3 separate regions of the Homo sapiens genome follow, and regions 1 and 3 are each linked to region 2. Evidence: chromatin contacts called from ENCODE Hi-C or POLR2A ChIA-PET data. All regions are on one chromosome and are shown on one strand. Each heading gives the region's core, a stretch centred on a gene start or an enhancer-like site at or near the end of the contact. The rest is flanking DNA. Distances are from core to core; before and after follow the strand shown. Region 1 overlaps MEG3 (maternally expressed 3). Region 2 overlaps WDR25 (WD repeat domain 25). Region 3 has its middle 21 kb from the start of LINC00523.

Region 1 (3,513 bases), core at 763-3,262, 450 kb after region 2:
TGGGATGGGGATATTATTTTTAAACAAAATCTGGCAGCGTAGGCAGAGGGGGCAGAGGCGCTCTAACCTGGGGCTGTTGCCTTTGTCTGCTTGTTTCTGCTCTCTGGAGAGCCCCAGAGCCTGGAGAGACGGGGAGGGGAGTGTGTGCCCAGGGCTAAACCCAGGGAGGGGGCCCAGGAAGGCTCTGCCCCGTGACATTTACTCCAAGGCTAGCATTTGCTGAGCCACCTGCAAACACAGTGATGTGGAGAAGAGGCCCGGGAGGGGAGGTTTGCACAGGGGCAGGCTGCTGGGGTCCTGGGGGGATCCTGTCCCAAGCTTACTAGAATGCATTCGAGTAACTGGTCTGAGCCAGATGCCCTCAGCTCTTGGACTGGTTTCTCACGGACATCTCAGGACTTTCCCAAGGTGGACTAAGCCCAGGGACAAAGTCAAAGTGAAGGCCAGGGGCACACAGGAGAGGCCCAGATAGGACCAAGCTTTGGCAGCCCCTGGCTCTCAGGGGTTGAAATGGAACCCTCTTTGCACTGAGTTGTATTTCAGGTACTCATGAGTGTTTCGGTCTCAGGCAAACACATATTTGGGGTTTTGTGTGTCATTAGGTATAAAATAGGTAAAATATGCCACGTTCTCAATGAAAGAAGTTGAAACGTGACTTACTACGTCAGCCTTGCTGGTGATCTTCTCGGGAACTGCCGAAAGGCCACTAGTAAGTGCTGAAAGACATGATCATTTTCAGGAAAATTCTATTTTGATGGATTGGCCAATGCCTGAGCCATAGCGGGTGGAGATGAGACCCTGACTGACTAGGCAGTGAGCCACAGAGGACCCTGTCACATCAGCGGAGGGCGGTGAGGGGTCTCTGGCCATTTGTCATCGTGCTGATTCCTAGGGGGCTGCCTCTAGTGGGACTCTTCTGGGTGGGTGCAAGTGTCAGGGTAAAGACGGCGGTCTGGTCTGGAAACTGGCTCTCCTCTCGCACCTGCCCGCCCTGGGTGGTTGGGAAAGGAAACCAAGAGGGTAGCTCAGGCCTGAGCTCGTGGAAAGGAAGAACATGACCCCTCATTCGCTCACTCGCCCCCACATTCTCTCACCTGCGAGTTGCTCATTGCTGCTTTCAGGGCCCCTGACCTCATGCCTCCTGAGTTGTGATTCAAACCCCAAATGAATTTCCAAGTACATTTCTCCAAATAATGTCAAAACCTGGCAAGACTTAAGGGCAACAGGATGCATGTGTTTCTTATTCATTCATTTACATAAAATAACTTAAGTGTGTTTTTTATGAGCAATCTGACTTCCAAAAAGAATGAAAAGGAAAATCTACCCATCTTTAATGAACTTGCTAATGAATTTTTCCTTGCAAAGAGGAAGGGAGCTTCCTACAGAAGGGGGTGTGGAGGGAGACAGATTCAGGTCCCAAAGGGTTAAAGGGCAGTGGACAATGCGGAAGCCAGCATTGTGAGCTGCAGTGGAAAAGCCCTGGGTCGCTGGGAGTGGCTTCTTTTTAGGAGACTGGAATTAATGAGTTGTGAAGTGTCCCAAGGACTGGTTCCCCCTCCCTGCTGTTTCTCTGAGCCCTGTCCCCTCTTCCAAAGGAGGAATAAGGAGGTCTAGCTTCGTCTCCCATCCCCGATTTGAGCAGATGGAAGAGTCTAGAAAAGAGGTGTACCTTTTGAAACGAGGCCTCAGATGTGGGGTTCCTGGTCTGGAAAGGGGAAGGATGAATCTGGGGTAGGAGAGGGTCTCGTATGGAGCCCCATTCAGACAGGGCAGTCCCACACCTGGGCTGCCCACAGGTTCTTGGGGGAGTCTAAGGAAAGGGGAGCCACAGAACAGGCTTGCCTCCTTGGCATGGATTGGGTCAGTGTTTCAGAGCCAGGAAAGGTGGGAGTGTGGGGGGCCCTCGGGGCTGATGAGGGCGTGCAGACCCTCCCCTCCCACCTCCTGTCCCAGGAGCCCTGCAGACACTGCAGCAGGAGGGCACTCTGCCAGAAGAGGGGTTCCAGCTCCAGCCGGATCCAGCAGACATGGAGAGACCCCTTATCTTTGCCAAGACGAGCTCTGCGGTGCCTGAGAGGCCCGTAGGTCTGGAATTCTAGGGCCTTCTGGGTTTGAGTCAGGTCCTGAGGCCAGGGCCTGGGCCCTGATCCTCACCATGGAAAACTGGTCACTTTACTCAGGATAAACTGTGATGAGGACTTGGGACATATCTCTGTCTGTCCTCTCAGCTCGCGTCACCCCTGAGCCCTTGGCGATCGTGGGCGGCCCGTGTACAGAGCAGGTGCTGGGTCACTGGGGCCGCCGTGGGCCTCCCAACATGAGGGACTGTGTGTGAGAGAGGAGTTCATTAAGGGAGAGGATGGTGGTGAAGGGTGTAGCCATGACTTTCTTAACTGCTCTCCAATTTCTTTGAGCTTAAAAATAAATCCAGATGGAGAGTTCTTAAGTCCCCTATCCTGGGAGAAAGGAAGGCTGCCCACCACCTTCGGCTTGCCTCGACTCTGAGCAGTGAATAGGGTCTTTGGCAGGGGCTTAAGGAGGAGACTCTTAGCCTGGGAGCTCCCAGGGCTGTTTCAGATGGAAACAAAGGCTCAGGCCGAGAGGAATGTGGGGGAGCCCCCCGTGGGGAACAGCCACCTGGGGATAATTGGGAGGGCTGAGCGCAGATGAGTTTTCCCAGGTTCTGTGAATGCGCCCTTTCAATGGAAGGTGCCTTTTTTTCCAGATGAAAAGAAGAAAACGTCAATTACCTTCCCCTGAAACGGAGTGTGTGTGTGTTCCCTCCCAGGGGTTGTGTGGGGCCCCTTGCCCTTGTGTGTGTGTCGGGAGCTCCAAGGCTGCACAATGACGCACTTAACCAGCCACTGGGTTCGCGCGACCCTGGGATGCTCACGCTCTTAGATTCTAGGGCTTGATTTTGAAAGTTTCTTAGCAAAGGGGAATCAGAGTGATTGAGCCTGTAAACAAAAATTTGATCAACCTGGGCCTGATGCCTGAAATATAGCCAAAGAGACAGAATGGGGCTGCGGGGAGAGAGGTCCAGGATGGAAAGTTGGGGAAGGAGGACAGTCGGGGGCCAAAGGCTGACCGCATGTCTGCGCCGGCCTCCGCGCTCACAGCTGGGCTGCTCCTTCTGCCACCCCAGCCCTTTCTCTGGGCCTTCCTGGCAGTGGACATAGAGTGATTCCCTACTCAGGAAGTTGGCGGTAGGGGGCTCAGAAATCCACAGGGCTGTTGTTTCACAGTTAGCCAGGAGAGGAGGGGGTCATGGTGGCCCGCAGGGATGGTGGGCAGCTGCGAGAGAGGGGACGCTTCAGGTTAGAGCGAAGCTGTTTGCACCACCACTGCCCCAGACTGCCGTAAGGGTAGGGCCACTCCAGAGGCACCAGGGACAAAGTCCCTGCCGTGACAGGAGGGGGGCACAGGTCTCAGTCTTGGCTGGTCACTGACTTTGCTGCTGCTGGCTTCTGAGCCTCAGAGAGGTCAGCAGTCTTCCAGAGACCTGGTTAGAGC
Region 2 (3,608 bases), core at 592-3,091:
AAACCTTGGGTTGAAGAGGAATAAGAAAAGGAAAGTGTAGCAGAACCCAAGCTGTGTTTTCTGCTTTTTAATAACTTCATTCCATTTAACTTAAACAGTTCAGTGTACCAAGGGCGGGGCCTTGTGCTCGCCAGAAGCTGACAGGAAGAAAACAGCCGTGTGAAGGTGCAGCCTCTGTCCTCGAGAAGCAAGCCTCATTCACTCTCATCCCATGTCATTAAGGGAAGGATAGAGCAATTTGGAAAAATGCTTTTAATGTAATTGAAAAATGCAGATTGCAAAATTGGCGCACTTAGGAGTCGAGACAGTCTAGTAAATTATTTCTTGTTGCTTTTAAAACTCGGAGACAGTAGACTCTTAAAGGTGCTTGTCTAATGCCCAGTGATGGCCTGTGTCCAAATGAGTTGTTTTAGATTTAATTTGTTTTATCATAAAAGTGGTAAAATTTTGGGAAAAAATGCAAGAAAATGGCAGAAATTAAAAGATAAACCATAGACCCTTCATTCAAGCCTAATGACCATGAACATTTTGCAAGCAGCGTTTCCTTCTAGTCTTTTTTCCCTACATATATCAACTAGTTTTAATCATATGGTAGGTACTTTGTTTTTGTAGCCTGCATTTAAAATCATAGGGTGGTCATTTCTCCCCCAGATTGTTAGTATTATTTCCTCTTAAGAGAAGGGTTAGGTAAGTCATTCCAACCTTTTAAGGTTTCCTTCTAGCTTCTGCTGTTTCTTGTCAGGTGTTTTCTTTTGTCTATTCTCCCAGATGAACACAGCTCTCATGCGGACCCCTCATATACTGGGGGGAGTGGAGCAAGCCGGGGGACAGAAGCCCTGAGGGGCAGTCAGAAGGTACATGTGAGTGAGACCAACTGTGTCAGCCCAGGATAGCTGGAAGCCTGCCTTCACCTGGCCTCCCCTCTGGCAGGCTTCCTGAAGTTTCCTGAACTTGGCAGAGGACAGCGTACCTTGATCTTCTACGTGGAATACTGTGATACTGGCTGAAATGCAGGGAGGACCAGAAGGGCTTTAGAAACCTACAACCAAAGCGGCCCTAGAACTCTGCTTTGCCAGGGCTTGTGGGGCTGTTCCAGGCCTGCCTTTCCTCGCCAGGATTGGGGCACTGGGGAGCTCGGCCCCCCCATAGAACGAGGGCCATACAGAGATGAGCGGCACCCTCTGGGGCTGCTGCTGCTGAAGGTCGTTGACTTTGCAACTCTGATTGCTTGGGCATCCTGGATGTCCCTGGATTGAGCGTCTCGGTTTCTCCTCTTTATTTCTTGGCCTTTCTGTTTTATTTTTCTGGGGAATTTCTTCCACTTTATCTATCTTTCAATGCTTTTTTTGAATTTGTATTTCTGCTGTCATAAACTTTCAAATTGAAGAATAATATATATTCAGGGAAGTGTTCTGTCATGTTTTTACATTCCAAGAGCTGTTTCTTATTTTCTGAATGTTCCTTTTTTTAATATAGCATATTGTTTTTTATTGTATATTTACAAGGTCTTTTCTTAGCTCTTTGAGTTCTTTGAAAGTTTTCCTGTTTTCTGAAATGTTTGTCTCTTTCTTATCTCCTTTGGTCTTTTTTTGTTTTGGTGTCTGTGTTCCATGTTAGAGATTTCCTGCTGCTCATTCCAATTAGGGAGGGAGGACCTAAAAAGCTGACCTGACCAAAAGCTGTGTGTGTGTGTGTGTGTGTGTGTGTGTGTGTGTGCATGCACACGCCCTTGTGTGGGGGCAAAGGGACTTTGTTTGCAGCGGGCCGGATGTAGGGTTATGAGGCAGCAGGCTGGCGCTCATCATAGGAACCCACTTGTGATTATTTTTATGTATTTCCTTGAGCCTGGTCAGCTTCTCAGGGAGGTGTCTTCTCTGGGTGGGCTCTTGGCCTGCTGCCAGCCTTCCGGCATCTGAGCTGGGGAAGAGGGTCAAGGTCTCTGTGTTTAGTGTGCAGACTGCACTCTCCATCCTGTCCTCCAGCTTGGTTTTCTCACTGTCCGGCACATCTTTTCCCACCAGTGTGCAGATCTGTGCCGCTCTTTTTGGGGGCTGTGTAGCGCTCAGTGTCTGACACACACCATCATTTATGCGTAAAAGTGGCTGCGTCTTCTCACCCTCCACAGCGGCAGAATTATTACCTTTTGAAAATGTCTGCTAATTTAATGGTGTCTTGTTTGAGAACCAAGTGAGTTCATTTACGTACAGCTCTTTTAGAACGGGCCGGCACTTCGTTCATTCTAAACAAGCATTTGTTATCCTGATTCTTGTCCATTCATCTCCTGTAGTCTTAGCGTTTCTCTTATCTGGGCAATTTACGTACTTACAATATTGACCTTTCATCATATTTTACCCTCTTCCCCCCCAGGGTGTTGTGTGATGTTGAGTTTTGGTATTTCATGTATTTTTTTTTAACAGAGAAAACCTGACATTTTTCGCTGTCAAGTCTCTGGCCCTTTCCCTTTGTAATTGTCCATGGCTCTAGAGCATGGCATGTCCTCCCCCACCCTGAGATCTGATAAATCGTCACCTATATTTGACCTTCATCTAGTAGTGATTAGCTTGAGCCAGTTTCAATTCTCGTCAGTGGGTCCGAGGCAGGCCCTGCGCCACCATGATGAATGTGTGCGTGGTGCCAGGGATCGATGGGCATATTAAGGAGCAGCGCCGCGGTCCCCGGCAGCCAGCTTCGTGATGCTCCCCCACACTGACGCTGGCTATTCATGATTTAAAATGACCTTCTTCCCATCCGGCTTATTCCGCAGGGCATGGGTACGCCACAGCTTCCTCAACCTTTCCTCAAAAAAGAAATGTTGTTTTTGACCATAAAAGAAATGCAATCTGGAAAGAACAGAAAGGTATAAAGAAGAAACAAATTGCCCATTTTCTCTCCACCCAGAGGCAATGACTGCAGACTTTTTGGTATATTTTCATCCAGCCTTAAAAAAAAAAAAAGATTCAACATAGTTGAGCTCCAACTATACATCTAATTTAAACCCTTCTTTCCCTCCACATACTGCAGTAGCAGTTTTTAATGCTGTAATTTATTGCTTTGGTTTTTAGTGTGGTCTCCAAATCCCTGGGGGGCCTCAAGACCCTTTCAGGGGGTCAAAACTATTTTCATAATAATACCTAGGAGTTATTTGCCTTTTCCATTCTCCTTCTCTCCTGAGTGTACATGGAGTTTTCCAGAGGCTATGAGGCGTGTGCTTTTGCAGTGGATTAAATACAGACGCAGCTTTGAGAACCCAGCTGTCTTGTATTAAGCCAGACATTAATGAGATCTGCAAAAATGTAAACAATGCCTTCTTACTAATTTTTCTTGGTCTTGGAAAATAGAGTTATTTTTATAAGAATGTGCTATTTCTGTTAACATGTGGGGGGTTTGTTACTGTTACTTTTACATAAATTAATAAATATTTTAAAATGTCCTCAGTTTTCACTTCTAATACGCGAAGTACCCATAGCTATAATCCGAAAAAACAACAGCTCTTTGGGGTCCTCAGTCATTTTAGACAGTGTAATTGAGGACCACAGTTTTCTTTACATCTGTAATTACATTTTGGGGAATCTCACTATTGTGTTGGTAAAAACGTCAGCACATCCTAG
Region 3 (3,750 bases), core at 362-2,861, 290 kb after region 2:
ACACTCCCCTACTCCAGGCCTGCAGCACTCACCTGCATCTCACACTGCGATGCAAAATTTGTGTGATTAATGGGTTCAAATGTGCCCCCCTCCCCTGGACTTTACAGGGTGCTGGAGCTGCTGGCTTGCTGTTCCCAGTGCCAAGTCCCATATGGGTGCTCAGCCATATGGAAGGAAGGTGCTCACAGTCCCCACAATCTATCAACCCACCCTGCGGGTGGAGGTACCGTGACTGTGGCCCCCACACCCCGCCCCTCAAGCTCCTGCCTGGCTGGAGCGCCCGCCTGGACCTGCCTGGCCTCTCAGCTACTTTGTTGTGAGGTTCTAGGCATGGAGATGAGTTTCTAGTGACTCTGGCTTGTTTTCTTCCCTTTTTTCCTGGTGATCTTTCTGTGTAATTAAAAGACAGCTATTTGGCTGGGTGCGGTGGCTCATGCCTGTAATCCCAGCACTTTGGGAGGCTGAGGCGGGTGGATCACCTGAGGTCGGGAGTCGGAGACCAGCCTGACTAACATGGAGAAACCCTGTCTCTACTAAAAATACAAAAGTAGCTGGGCATGGGGGCAGGTGCCTGTAATCCCAGCTACTCGGGAGGCTGAGGCAGGAGAATCGCTTGAACCCAGGAGGTGGAGGTTGAGGTAAGCCAAGATCGCGCCACTGCACTTCAGCCTGGGCAACAAGAGTGAAACTCCCTCTTAAAAAAAAAAAAAAGAGCTATTCTAGGAGACGAGGCAGCTGGAAGCAGAAACGCTGCTCTCTGCTTATGTGTGTGGAAATTTATTGTCTAGAGTACAGAATTCCGCTCGAGGCTCCAGTGTCAAAACAGACGCTAGGGTGAAGACCCAGCCCAGCCTCCCTCCTCAAGCCTGCTCTGCGCCCACCCTTATCCACATGGTGGCTTCCTGGAGCTCTTGCCGCCCCACTGGGTGAGGTGACAGCCTCCATTTCTTGAGGAGCACTAACTCTGCCAGTCTGATGACATCCACAGAACCTGTGAGCCTCACGCCAGGGGGCAACCCAGGCTGACAGCTGTGGTGTCCACCTGGAACCTGCCCCGGAGGGCTTGGAAGTTGTGAAGCCCATACTCCTTCCACCGGGCATGCTGCTGGTGCTGGGTGCCCCGGGGAGCGCAGCAGCACAGCTCCCACCTCCCTGACACAGAAGCCCAAGCCTGTGCTTCTGCCTGGCCTGGCCGTTTGAGAGGCCCCTTCCTTCCCCCAGAACCGGAAACTCCAGGCAATGTCAAGGTCATGCCTAGCCTGGAGGAAGTGCCTGTAAGCGGCCCAGCCCAGAGCACGGCGGGTGCAGCCCCCAGTGGAGACAGCGGGGTCCAACTTCCAGTACCCACTCATTGGCCGCATGCCTCTAGCACAAAGCTGTCTTTCACCCCACTCTGGTCTACAGAATCCTGGGAAATATATTTTCTGGTTGGAAATCCTTTGTTAGTTGGGCCTTCATGGTACTGGCATCTGTGAGCCCCTTTCGGCACCTCTGGGAATGGCCCCCCGCAAACTCGCTGGGTCCCAGGGTGGAGGGTTAGGAGGCCTGGCTGGCCTCGGAGCCTCTGCCTGGCCAGGCCTCCGCCCCTTGGCTCGCCACAGCCCGCAGCTGCTGAGGATAATGCATGCGCTGGCCCGGGCCCAGCTCCCCTAAGCCATGGAGAATTGCAGTTTAGCAAGTTCGTCAAATCCGCCTGAGGCAGGAGCCCAGAGCCACATCTGCAGCATCCAGGCATCCCAGCGGCTTCCTTATCACGTCCGCCTCCACCCAGGGCCTCTTCCCACAGGCCTGGATTAGGCCCCCGGCAGCTGGGCAGGGGTGGGGGCCAGGGGAGCAGGGGACGCTGAGCTGGGGGCCCAGGGCCCCAGCCAGAGAGGCCCCGGTCTGCTCCGCCCTAACTTCCTTGTGTGGCCCTGAGGAGGGAGATGCAGCCTTCTGGGTGGATGGATCCTCCTGCCCATCCATGGGGTCCTGGAGGTGGCAGCCACAGCTGGGCAAACCCATACCCCCAGGCCAGGAAACAGCGGCTGGGCAAGGCTCATGCCGAGGGACCCAGGGGTGGCTTGAAGGGTGCTGGGAGAGCTCGGGCTCCTCGGGAAGGGGGGTGGGTAGAGGGAGCATGGACAGTGGGCCCTGTGCCAGCAAAGCACAGCATCTGGAGGAGGGTGGAGGCAGGAATGCTGTGGGGAGGTGGCCGGCAAGGTCTTAAGAGCCACGCTATGTTGGTGACGCTGGGTCTGGTGAGCTGCTGGGCTGGAGCAGGAAAGCCAGGAGGGATCTGAGGCCTGGACAGGGGGCAAGAAGTCCCCTCCCCTGCATTCTCAGCCTGGAGCCCAAAGATGTGGCATTCAGAGGCACCTGTTTGGACCATCAAAGCATCTGTGAGGTCTACCAGGCACTTCCATGGCTGGGAAACATCAGTGGCCCCTTCCCCAAGAGGAACACTACAGGCTTCATGAACCACGGGGCCGAAGGGCCCAACCACTCCCTTTAGCCCCTCAGGGTAAGCCCAGCCAGGCTGCTGGGGCATCCACAAGGTCCCAGATGCCACCCAGAGACTTGCTTACCTCCGGGACTAGAGAGCTCACTACCTCATTGAACGTGCATTCCTTTGTGGAGGAGGTCTCATAGCTAGGAAAGGGCTTTCTAGTACTGCTCCGGGGCCACAGCGCATCTGGAGGTGGCAGTCATGACCTTCTGGGCCTCTTTCCTCCAAACCAAGTCTCAGGGCTTCTCCTATCTGTTCCTTGCAAGACCCACCGCAGTGCCCTCTCCTGAACAGGCATCAGTTGTCATTTTCTCCCAGAACTGAGTGTTAGTGCCTAGGTACAGTCTGCAGCCGACTCTCACCTCCCCAGCTATGAATACCATGCTCCTGTTAATTAAGCCCTAGGCGATCTGTGTTTTTTTTTGTTGTTTTTTTTTCTGATTGATCCATCACCCCATTGAGTCTTGCAGGGTGGTGTTGGTCCTTCTGGTGGTAATTGTGAATGAAGCAGGGGGACGACACATCCAGCTTGGGGAAACTGAGGCCCAGAGGGACAAGGCCTGGATCAAAGTTACACAGTTCATGGATGGCAGGGCTCAGGGAAGAGCCCTCCTGACCTCTGCCAGCAGCCTGCCCAGCCAGCACACGGTTCCTCCATCTAGGCCGAAAGATGGGCCTATGTCCATTCTCCCTCCTCCCTCCACCCTTCCCGAGGCCCTCTCAACCCTCAGCCAAGCCAGGGAAGGTAGAACGTGAGCGCCCCGTGGGTCCTCAGATGGTCTTGATTACCGACAGAAGGAGAAAGGCCTTTGCCCTGTGTCCTGCTAACTGTTCCAGGGAATCCAGTGCATCCAGAGGCCTGGGGGCCAAGGTCTCACACAGCTGACCGCGTCCAGCACGTTCTGCAGACTCCGGGTGTTTCCAGAGATCGCTGGGCCTGCACATTCCTTCCTGCTGAGGGAACTCCCCAGCAAGGCAGAGGAGGCGGCCAGCTCCAGGAGGGCCTTGTGGTGGGAAAGGAAAGAGCTTGTGTCCACAGGCGGCTAATGTGCACCAGGTGCTGACGAGTGTCTCTCTTGTGACATGAGAAAGTGGGCGCCACACTCTTCTTCTCTTGCAGAGGAGAATGTGACTTAGAGAGGAGATGATAATGGTGGTCCCCTTCCAGGCTGTTGACAACTGACTTGGTTCATGTGAGAGCTCAGCTCAGAGCCTGGGACCAGTGGGTGTTTACCAGGAATTCTACTGCTGTTGTCCCAAGC

Evidence for each region. Hi-C counts contacts between places; a loop is a spot of excess contacts on that map. ChIA-PET counts read pairs that join two places held with the same protein, here RNA polymerase II (POLR2A). Pooled maps may share reads with other maps.
Region 1: a loop to region 2 is called in a map of IMR-90, with 2.6 times the contacts of the local background. The contact joins two enhancer-like sites. A Hi-C loop is called at or near these places in 1 of 168 maps with a recorded cell type or tissue (IMR-90) and 2 of 50 pooled maps.
Region 3: POLR2A ChIA-PET joins it to region 2 with 11 read pairs in SK-N-SH. The contact joins two enhancer-like sites. POLR2A ChIA-PET finds 5 or more read pairs at or near these places in 2 of 52 experiments (BJ and SK-N-SH).

Annotation. Positions count from the first base shown.
Region 1 is chr14:100,837,784-100,841,296 of GRCh38, forward strand. The region is part of intron 8 of MEG3 (maternally expressed 3); the gene reads left to right. Among named protein-coding and RNA genes, the nearest start is that of MIR770, 13 kb to the right of the region's middle. RefSeq lists enhancers at 1,535-2,296, 2,297-3,056. Within about 2 kb of position 2,013, at least 2 of the 41 ENCODE cell types and tissues checked have a DNase peak (open chromatin) inside an H3K27ac peak, as active enhancers do.
Region 2 is chr14:100,388,712-100,392,319 of GRCh38, forward strand. The region is part of intron 2 of WDR25 (WD repeat domain 25); the gene reads left to right. Among named protein-coding and RNA genes, the nearest start is that of WDR25, 14 kb to the left of the region's middle. Within about 2 kb of position 1,842, at least 13 of the 41 ENCODE cell types and tissues checked have a DNase peak (open chromatin) inside an H3K27ac peak, as active enhancers do.
Region 3 is chr14:100,676,505-100,680,254 of GRCh38, forward strand. No RefSeq gene overlaps it. Among named protein-coding and RNA genes, the nearest start is that of LINC00523, 21 kb to the left of the region's middle. RefSeq lists an enhancer at 2,832-3,425. Within about 2 kb of position 1,612, at least 21 of the 41 ENCODE cell types and tissues checked have a DNase peak (open chromatin) inside an H3K27ac peak, as active enhancers do.